4 separate regions of the Homo sapiens genome follow, and regions 1, 3 and 4 are each linked to region 2. The links are chromatin loops, found by intact Hi-C in ENCODE. Cell type or tissue: IMR-90. All regions are shown on one strand.

Region 1 (2,500 bases), 350 kb before region 2:
TTCCAAACTATAAACTCTCTTAAGTCCTCCATTCATTCTTCCAAAGTTTTTTATTACCCGCTTTCCCAAAAACTTTAGTATGCAGCCATTTCTACTTTGTTCCAGTCTGATTTCAAACCAGGAATTGGCCATTTCAATTTGTTAACTCATTAGTTTGTTCAGCATTCATTCTGTTTGTTAGATGCTGAGCCCTATACTTGGTTATAGGGATATGGAAATGTTATTCTAGGAATAAATAACCTAGAAGAGAAATTGCAGTGTATTATGACATATGCACCAATAGGATAGGCATGAACTTACAGCATACCTATTAAATTTAACTTAGTATCTCCTCTTTAAACTTTAAATGCACACTTTTTTTTTTTCCTTTTTAGGTCCTTTTCCATGTGATATATGTGGTCGCCAGTTTAACGACACTGGAAATTTGAAACGTCATATAGAATGTACTCATGGTGGAAAGAGAAAATGGACTTGCTTTATCTGTGGAAAATCAGTACGAGAAAGGTGAAGAATTATCTGCACACCCACAAAAATCCTAGTACTATTATGTAGAAATAATCAATCAATATGATTTATAGGAATTAGGGTAACATAAGACACAAAATGCATGAATTGTGCTTTAGTTTGAAATATAAGGAAAAAAGGAATTACACAAATGTTATGGAAGATGACATGGATTCAAGATTTGCAGGTTTTAGATGGATGATTTAATGTACATATTTTATGTCTTTCTGAAACCCCACTAAAACTAGATTAAGGGTTTTTGTTTGTTTTTTAAAAAGAATAAGCTACAAAGATAGGGAGAACAGAAATGTAACATGAATGACACAGGTTTGGAAGCTATAAAACAGATGGATCAAGGCAAAACAAGAATCCCAAAGATAACCTTTCCATCTTTTACTATAACTATTTAACAGGTAGGGATCTGGGAATATCTTTAGAGATATTTTCCACAAAGCTGGGTGTTATCTACAGACTGTCATATTGGTGGGCCTTGTAGAAGAGCACCATCTACTGGCAAAACTCTACTTTTATTTCAGATTCATCCTTTAAACTTACTAGGTATGGGATTGAAATACAAACCAAGTACAGTCATGCGCCGCTTAATGATAGTGCTATGTTCGGAGAAATGCATTGTTAAGCAGTTTTGTCATCACACAAATATAGAGTGTACTTATGCAAACCTAGATGGTATAGCCTACTACACATGTAGGCTATGTGGTTTAGCCAGCCCATTGCTCCCAGGCTACAAACCTGTATAGCATGTTACTGTAGTGAATACTGTAGATAATTGTAACACAGTGGTAAGTGTTGATATATTTAAACATACTTAAGCATGGAAAAAGAACTGTAAAAATGGTATAAAATATAAAAAAGAATATATGTGTTTGTGTAGGTTACCGATCATGAGTAGAGCTTGCAGGACTAGAAGTTTCTCTAGGGGAGTCAGTGAGTGAGTGGTGAGTGAATGTGAAGGCCGCGGACATTAGTGTACACTAATGTAGACTTTATAAACACTGTACATTTAGGTTTCACTAAATGTATTAAAATTTTTTCCCTCAAATGAACAGCAGCTTACTGTAACATTTTTATTTTATAAACTTTTGATTTTTTCAACCTTCTTACTCATTTAAAGTAACACTTAGCTTAAAACACACATTGTACAGCTGCATAAAGATATTTTATTTTCTATAAGCTTTTTTATATTTTTAAATTTTTTATGTTTTACTTTTTAAACTTTTTTTTGGTTAAAAACAAAAGACACAAACACAAACATTAGCCTAGGCCTACACAGGGTCAGGATCATCAATATCACTGTCTTCCACCTGCACATCTTGTCCCACTGGAAGGTCTTCAGGGACAGTACATGCATAGAGCTGTCATGTCCTATGGTAACCATGCCTTCTTAGAGAATACCTCTAGAAGGACTTGGCTGAGGCTGTTTTACAGTTAGTTTTCTTTTTTTTTTAATAAGTAGAAGAAGTACACTCTAAATCATGATAAAAAGTATAGTAAATACATACCAGTAACATAGTCGCTTATCATTATCAATAATTATGTACTGGACACAATTGTATGTGCTATGCCTATATACAGTTGGCAATGTAGTATGTTTGTCTACAACAGCATCACCACAAACATGTGAGTAATGTATTGTGCTATGATGCCACTAGGTTATAGGAATTGTGTAGCTCCGTTGTAATCTTATGGGACAGCATTGTTTATGTGGTCTGTCATTGATTGAAATGTCATTATGCAGTACATGACTGTAGTAGTGATAGCTAAAAGCCTGCAGAGGTCAGTCATATTTCCCTTTCACTTTATTTCCCCTTAAAATAACTTTGTTCATTATTACTCAGCACTTTAGATATGTGGGGAAGCTCTGAAGGTTAGAACTGTAGGAATTGCTAGTGATGTACTTTGAGGAGTAATGGTTTCATAGTAGCCCATCCAGGGCCAGTGGGGCTGGAAGACTTAGGAATAGCAATAATTACATTCT
Region 2 (2,500 bases):
GCCTAAAGATAACTAAAGGAATTCTTCAAATTAAAATAAAACAGATAAAAGAAAGAGCTTGAGACTTCAGGATCCTGAAAAAATAGAACGATATAATGGATAAAAAGAGGAGTCAATATAACACGATATCTTTTTCCTCATAAGTTTTTTCAATTATGTTTGATATTTGAAGCAAATGAGTTTAATATGGTGCTCAATGCATGCAGAGAAAATACGACTGGCATTTATACTTACAATGTGGAGAGTATAAATGGATCTACATGAAAGTAAGCTTTCCATATTCCAGTTGTTGATTTAAATGTCAGTGCCAGTAGACAGTAATATATTATTACATATATATAGTATTAGCTAGAGCAACAACTTTTTAAAAGGAGAAGAAAAGCTATGCAAAGAGATACAATGGAAAACAATACATATGAATCAAAATTAATCTCCTTAATAATTTTCCCTACAGGGAATGGAGGAATAGGGAAATAGGACTGAAACCCAGAGGGAACAGACAGAAACAAATAAATGACAGAGGTTTAAGTCCTATATATCAATAATTATGTTAAGTGTAATTGGTCCAAGTGCACCAGTTAACAGGCCATGAAAGGATGAATGGATATGTAAACATGACCCAACTATATGCTGTCTACAAAAACTCACTTCAATAATAAACATAGGTAGAGTCTAAGTAAAATAGTGAAAAAAAAAAAAAAACACAGGACAACATTAATTTTAAAACATAAAGGTAAGTAAGATACAATTTCCTTTTCTGGTTTCCCTTACTCCATCTCTATTTATTAGAATGACCCAGGACTATGTGCTCGGACTTCTTTTTATAAATACAGTCAGTCACACACCTTTAAATATAATCCATATACTGAAGATGCCCACATTTATATCACAGTCTATGATCTCTCTTCAACTGCCTATTCCATATCTTAGAATGCACATCACTTATGGCTGTCAAATGCACATAATGTATCTTTTATTACACGTATTCCTGAGAAGGAACTAAGTGTTGTGATGCTTAAAAAGTATTGTTTTTCAGGTTCCAACTCTTTTAATTTGGTCGAATCTTTCTCAAAAATAATACACCCTATTACTTGTGTTCTGTTCACAGGAAGAATTGAATTTTAAGCACCATCAATCATTTTATTTGCATTTGAAAAATCTATTAATAAAAATGACTTCATTTTGTTTAAATCAACATATTTTAACCCTGCTATACTCCCCCAAAATGTTAAAAGAAATATAATACTCTACCTTTGCATTGAGGTGGTTCTGTCCAGTTTCCATTTAAACACATCACTTCTTCATCCCCAAACATTTCATAAGGGCTCCTACATTCATAACGTACTCTCTCACCAGATGGATATTTACTCATCTGTCTCGACAGTATATGAGCATTTTGTACTGTGGGCGGATTCACACAGGAAGTGTCTGAGTAGAAAAAAAAGAAGTGGTTCCACCTAGTGTTCATTTTGAGTAGCAAATCAACTAATACAGTTACAAATATGTTTCAAGACGAATTTAAAATAAGTAGACAATCTCATCAAATATTTTGTTGATTTTAATAAATTTAAATGTAATATTGAAGAAAAGACATGAAACTATTTTTTGTCAGGTACAAGCTTTGATGTTTTAAATTTCTTCTTCATCCTTCGCTAGAACACTGATAGACCTTTATTTTTCCCTTCTGGAAGCCAGTGTAAACGAAAGTTTTCCTGGATATCTCTCTTTGAGTTTGAGTAAACAAATATTACCAGTTCTATTTATTTAACATTAATTTATAAAATGCAAAAAGTCAGCATAAATAGATTATGTGATACCAGATTTTTGTTTGCAATCATCCTGCTTATACATTTTAGCCTCTTAAAAATAAACACAAATAGGCATTTTCTTAGTGAATAAGCAAAGATTTAAAAACACATTTTGAAAATTACCCAAGTTAGTAGAGAAGAAGAATGGTTAATCAAAGGATCTAAATTGGAGATGTGGAAAAATAAAAGAAAATAAGTCTATAATAATAAAAATAACTTCAGATAATTTAATTGCCAATGATTAAGGATACTATGCTGAACAATGCAAAATTCATCAGAGAGTTTCAGGTCCATGTGTAGTGATAATAGACTATAGCAATGCTTCTCACACAGAAGTGTGCATAGAATTCCCTGGAGGGGTTGGTAAAACAGATTCAGGGTTCTATTTCGACATTTTTGATTCCGTGTGTCTAGAATGAGCTTATGGAATTGTATTTTCATTTCAAACAATCTCCAAGGAGATGATGATGCTACCGGTTTAGCGACCACACTTTGAGAACATTTGATTTATATAGGTAGGCAAACTATGTTATTCAACATCCACTTGGACACAATTGGAACTGAAAATCAAATGAATAAAGATAAAAGTATGTGGCAAAACCTATATTTAACCTGTAAAAAAGATTTATTTCTCTCAAACTTTATAATAGATAACAGCATATGAGAGAACAGCATTGTACTTACCAGTGGAC
Region 3 (2,500 bases), 320 kb before region 2:
TTCAGGTGAAATTGGACACCATTGAATATAATTTCATGTCTCATCTTCCTTATTTTGATTTCCCATTGACTTCTCTTTTTACATGTTTTGTGTAACCATACATACATCCAGACATTATTTTTATTTTTTAAGTTTTCTACTGCCTTTAGAGGCAATATAGTGTAGTGGGTAAGAGCAAGACTAGGGCCAAACTGCTGGGATTACAGGCATGTGTACCTATCTGGGTTATGCCACTTCCTACTTAGCTGTATGACCTGTATTCCTCATCTGTAAGATACAAATAATGGTACCTACGCCCTAAGAGATACCTCGTAGGTTTAAGGCAAAGGTTGAGATAAATAGGTAAAGGATTTTTAAAAAATCCCTAGCCTAGGGTCGGGCGCCGCTCAGGCCTGTAATCCCAGCACTTTGGGAGGCCGAGGCGGAGGCAGGCGGATCACTTGAGGCCAGGAGTTCCAGACCAGCCTGGCCAACATGGCGAACTCCCCTCTCTACCAAAAATACAAAAATTAGCCAGTCGTGGTGAGGCGCGCCTCTAATTCCAGCTACTTGGGAGGCTGAGGCAGGAGAATCGCTTGAACCCGGGAGGCGGAGGTTGCAGTGAACCAAGATCACGTCACTGCACTCCAGCCTGGGAGACAGAGCGAGACTCCATCTCAAAATAAATAAATAATTTAAAAAATCCCTAATATGTAAGCTATAATTATTATTAGATCCCTACAATTGAAATAAAAACTAATAAGATATTTGTGAAGGGCATTGCCAGTCAAAACAATCATTTATGAATTACTGGTAATCTCAGGTTTCATTTGTTTACCTGGTTTTGCTCCCAGCGTCCCGAGGTAATTAACAGCATGTAAATGTACTGAGTCCCTGCTATGTTGTCACTAAAATAAGCATGTTCATACAAACTAATTATCTTTACATCTCTACCATTCAGCCCTGGAAACCGCGACAGTAAAGTTAATATAATTCTGGGCGGGGTATGCATATGAGAGGAGTGGCATAAACCAATTTTTGCCTACGTAACAGTTTTATCTATGATTGTTCCTGGAAACCGCAATGATTACTACATGTATTGTGGAAATGCTGTGACTCCCTTCCCTTCAGCACAACCAAAAATATAAAGACGAATTTCAATTCTAAGCCCCGGGTTTTAGACGGTGGCCAGGATTCCGCTACCGTTCTCACCTCCTCCGCAGATAGCGATTGGCGGCCGGATGCAATCATTCAAATGAAGCGCCGCCGTCTCATTGGCCAGGGGATGCTGCTCACCGATTGGTCCCGTGACGAGGAGGGCGGTGCCCGGAGGTCCTCATTGGTGGAGGCGGCAAGTTTAAACAGAGTCAAAACGCCATACTTGTTTGGCTCCTCTTTTTAATTTGCGAGTTTATTGGGCTTGTTTTCTGTTTTCTAGGGAGTAGGTTAGTGGAAAAGAAAAAGGGCCGAATTCACTCCCACGACCTCTACAGCCGCCCCTGAGGGGAAGCGGTCAGCGTAAGTCCCGGATCCCCGCTCCGGAGCCGCCTCGTGGGAGCGGGGCAAGGAGATCCAGGAGGGGTCTCGAATCTGCCATGGCGAACCGGCGAGTGGGGCGAGGCTGCTGGGAAGTGAGCCCGACCGAGCGGAGGCCGCCCGCGGGGCTGCGGGGCCCCGCGGCCGAGGAGGAGGCGTCTTCCCCGCCGGTCCTGTCTCTCAGCCACTTCTGCAGGTCTCCTTTCCTTTGCTTCGGGGACGTTCTCCTGGGAGCCTCACGGACGCTGTCTCTGGCCCTAGACAACCCTAACGAGGAGGTGGCAGAAGTGAAGATCTCCCACTTCCCGGCCGCGGACCTGGGCTTCAGTGTGTCGCAGCGCTGTTTCGTGTTGCAGGTAGGTCTCAGGAGGAGCGTGCTCCAGGCCGGTGTTCTGCTTCTCCGCTATCTTTCCTGCCACCCTCCTCAGGAAGGTTGACGATTGGAGAAGAAATCAGAAAAGACCCTTAGAGAATAAAGTCAGTTCCCTTTCACTCAATAACTGTGGGTGGCTCTTGGAAAAGAAATCAGAAAAGACCCTTAGAGAGTGAAGTCAGTTCCTTTTCAATAACTGTGGGTGGGCCCTTGACGCATACACATGTGTGTGAGTATATATATATGTGTCAATATTATATATATATATATATATATATTCTCTAATTGAAGGCTAGGATAGACGCTAACTTGGGCGGGGACAACACATAAACGCGCGCGCACTTAGCATCTTTAGGAGCAAGTTATATAGACTTCTCTGTTAAATTGACAAGCACTTTTACTAGACTTAAGGCGTTGTGAAATAGCCTTGCCGTTCTAAATTAATAGACAATGCACTTTTTTAACACTTTTTTAAGATTGACAGGAGTACCTTGGTTGGTTAAAGCAGCTTTTTTTAAAATTTCTATCAGCCATCTTAATATGCATTTTAGTTTCCATATGTACCCTTAGAGTCGAGGTAACTGGTTTTTTTTTCCGGTGAAATAGTGAGCT
Region 4 (2,500 bases), 240 kb before region 2:
AGTTTGTGTTCGGTTGGAATTGTTACTAAGTTCAGCTGGAGGTTTCCTTCTCCCTGTGGTCTTTTCCCAGTTCCTCCGGCAGCCCCTGTGAGACAAGTCAGAAATGGCTTCTCTGGGGACCCACAGAGACGATGGGGCTTTACCCTTTGCTTCCTCTACCCCTGTATTTCGCTCAGCTCTCTAAATTGTCTGAGCTCCAGGTAAGGTCAAATCCTTCTCCTGTGATCTAGACCTTCAGGTTCCCCAAGGGTGTGTGTTCAGGGGTGGACAATACCCCTTTCACACTTTTCACAGTTTGGGCATTCACAGTATGTGGGCTATTTTCTGGGTCATGCAGGAGCAATATACTTTCTTCAGAGGGTCTGTGGATTATCTTGGCTTTCCTGTTATATCCTTGCAGCAGTTCTTGGAGCAAAAGTTCACAATGCGAGTCTCCACATCCTGCTCTGTCCATCCAAGTGGGAGCTGCAAGTTAGTCCTGCCTCCTATCCACCATTTTTTCCTATTTTGTATTTTAAATTAAAACTCATTAGAATGTAAACTCCATGAGGGCAATAATTTTAATCCAGTTTTTTCACTGCTAAATACCTCAAAACTGTTACATGTGCTGCCATTATCATGGACGTTCTAAACATTTCTCATGAATGAATGTTGATATAGCACAGTGCTGATCTCACCACCTGCCACAAAGTAAAAACTCTCTAAATGTCAAACACTACTATTATAAGTAATACTATTCTATCATTGAGACAACTATGGTTCTGTATCTCTTTAAGGAGTGCAGTCTAGGCAACAACATATTTCAACATCAGGTATCTGTTATCTCATGTTCCTAAGTTCATCTTTTTACCTGATCAATATTAGTAAAGATCTATGGCCTCAAGTGAACTTTACTCTATGAATTTACAATTGGGAACTTAGGTTGAAAATTTACCTAGTATTATTTATTCTGCTGCTATAATTTATTATTTATTCTGCTGCTATTGTTGCCCTAATCAGTTATCATGCTCTTACTGGACTCTGACATGGTAAGTAATGTCAATTAATATAGTTGTGTTATTTTAACATTATTTCAAAATATTTTAAGTGAAATATAAGACTCGTTACAAAAGGACTTAGACAGAGGTTATAAATTATTAACTTTTTCCTCAAGAGAAGTATTGTGTACTTAATGACAAGTTCCTAGTGCTTAGAATTGTTAAAATCTTTGTGAAGCACACCACTGAAGATGAGGTTGAAAAACCTGACTTTTATCATCATATTGATAATCTCAGGAGAACTCTATGCAGAAGGTAAAATTAATTCTTAATATTCTTTATTCTCTAAAACATACAAATGGAGATTCTAATATTTATACAACTCAAGTTTTAATATACTCTTCTATTTTCATTATCAATTTTATAACATATTTTATAAATATAACTTTTTATAATATTTAGACCTTTTCCTTTGAGCAAAATTAGTAAAGTGTTCTTACAGTAGCATAAGTCAGAAAAGCAAAACAAAACAAAAACCCTTGTATCTCTAGGGGGCATAGGAGACCAGGATCTAAATACTTCGAAAAGGTTTTCAGGTTAACAATATGTCCATTTCGAAGTCACATGTTAACTTTAATTCTAAATTTATGCTAGAATCCATTCCTAATACTGACAAAACTTGTACAATTTTAATTCTGTTCATAAGGTGAGAGTTTAATGTGGGAAATTTGAAAAGGAAATAGCCATAAATATTTTTTACTTTTGAGACTTTGATTTTTATCACAATGAATTATTCATTTGTTGGAGACATTAAGTAGTGATTAGTAGGTGAACCATATAATTGCTTGTACAAACAGGGACACTTAGAGAGTAAAAGAGGGGCTCTATTAATAACTGTTTGGACAACACATGTAAATCAGGACTTTCCAAACAAACCAATACCTATGGACTCCCTATTAGAAAGCTTTATAGTCAGATTGCCCAATGTGTAAGATTAGTGTGCGAGTGGAAGCTAGGCAGTGTACATGGGTATGTTGTTCAGGAACATTATCAATATTATCAGGCCATAGGATGAAGAATCCAGGGAGGACACTTAGCATTAGCAAGAGTGAACATACAAAGAAGGAAGCTACAGCAATACAGCTTTTCTAAAATAAACATTTTTGGGAATTTGTTGAAATTAAATACATAAGTTTTAACTGTGTTTTAGTTGAATAGTTAACTATAAATTTTCTACCAAAACATCTATAATTAAAATTATAAAAGTGAAAGACACAGAATTAATCTTATTTTATACTTTTAATTCTATAATAGGATGATTTTTGCATGAATTTCTTTTGATTTTATTTTTCTGTCTAAATAGGGAAATACCAGCAGATATAATTGTCTGTTATCTATACCATAAAGACATTGCAATATTCTAGTTAATTTTCTAATTATTATAAGGTTATAATGCTATTTTACACAACAAAAAAAAAAGTAAGCTGCTTGAAGACCAAGACAATGATTTTATTTTTGCATGC

Evidence for each region. A loop is a pair of places that touch in the nucleus more often than their neighbours do. Peaks named below come from ENCODE experiments on the same cell type or tissue, not always from the same donor. Only the 100,000 strongest peaks of a DNase experiment are listed, where the experiment ranks them.
Region 1: it touches region 2 in a loop (5-fold over the local background); 3 of 110 quality-filtered maps call a loop at or near these places.
Region 3: a loop joins it to region 2, with 4 times the contacts of the local background. A loop is called at or near these places in 2 of 110 quality-filtered maps.
Region 4: a loop joins it to region 2, with 2.2 times the contacts of the local background. A loop is called at or near these places in 7 of 110 quality-filtered maps.

Annotation. Positions count from the first base shown.
Region 1 is chr1:197,178,992-197,181,491 of GRCh38, reverse strand. It overlaps ZBTB41 (zinc finger and BTB domain containing 41), which reads left to right. Exons shown (of 11, transcript NM_194314.3): 6 at 375-504. Among named protein-coding and RNA genes, the nearest start is that of ZBTB41, 21 kb to the left of the region's middle. In IMR-90, CTCF peaks have their summits at 1,009 (motif pointing left) and 2,299 (motif pointing right); DNase peaks (open chromatin) are centred at 1,091 and 2,321; H3K27ac peaks cover 149 bases.
Region 2 is chr1:196,826,998-196,829,497 of GRCh38, reverse strand. CFHR1 (complement factor H related 1) reads right to left here. Exons shown (of 6, transcript NM_002113.3): 3 at 2,493-2,500; 4 at 1,252-1,428. Among named protein-coding and RNA genes, the nearest start is that of CFHR1, 8.5 kb to the right of the region's middle. In IMR-90, a CTCF peak has its summit at 1,460 (motif pointing left); a DNase peak (open chromatin) is centred at 1,417.
Region 3 is chr1:197,145,512-197,148,011 of GRCh38, reverse strand. It overlaps ASPM (assembly factor for spindle microtubules), which reads left to right and starts at 1,343. Exons shown (of 28, transcript NM_018136.5): 1 at 1,343-1,871. The coding sequence starts at 1,575. RefSeq lists a silencer at 1,659-1,838. In IMR-90, no CTCF peak of the experiment used is centred here; a DNase peak (open chromatin) is centred at 1,281; H3K4me3 peaks cover 1,740 bases; H3K27ac peaks cover 477 bases.
Region 4 is chr1:197,065,952-197,068,451 of GRCh38, reverse strand. It overlaps F13B (coagulation factor XIII B chain), which reads left to right and starts at 1,192. Exons shown (of 12, transcript NM_001994.3): 1 at 1,192-1,292. The coding sequence starts at 1,229. RefSeq lists an enhancer at 1-84. In IMR-90, a CTCF peak has its summit at 1,518; no DNase peak of the experiment used is centred here.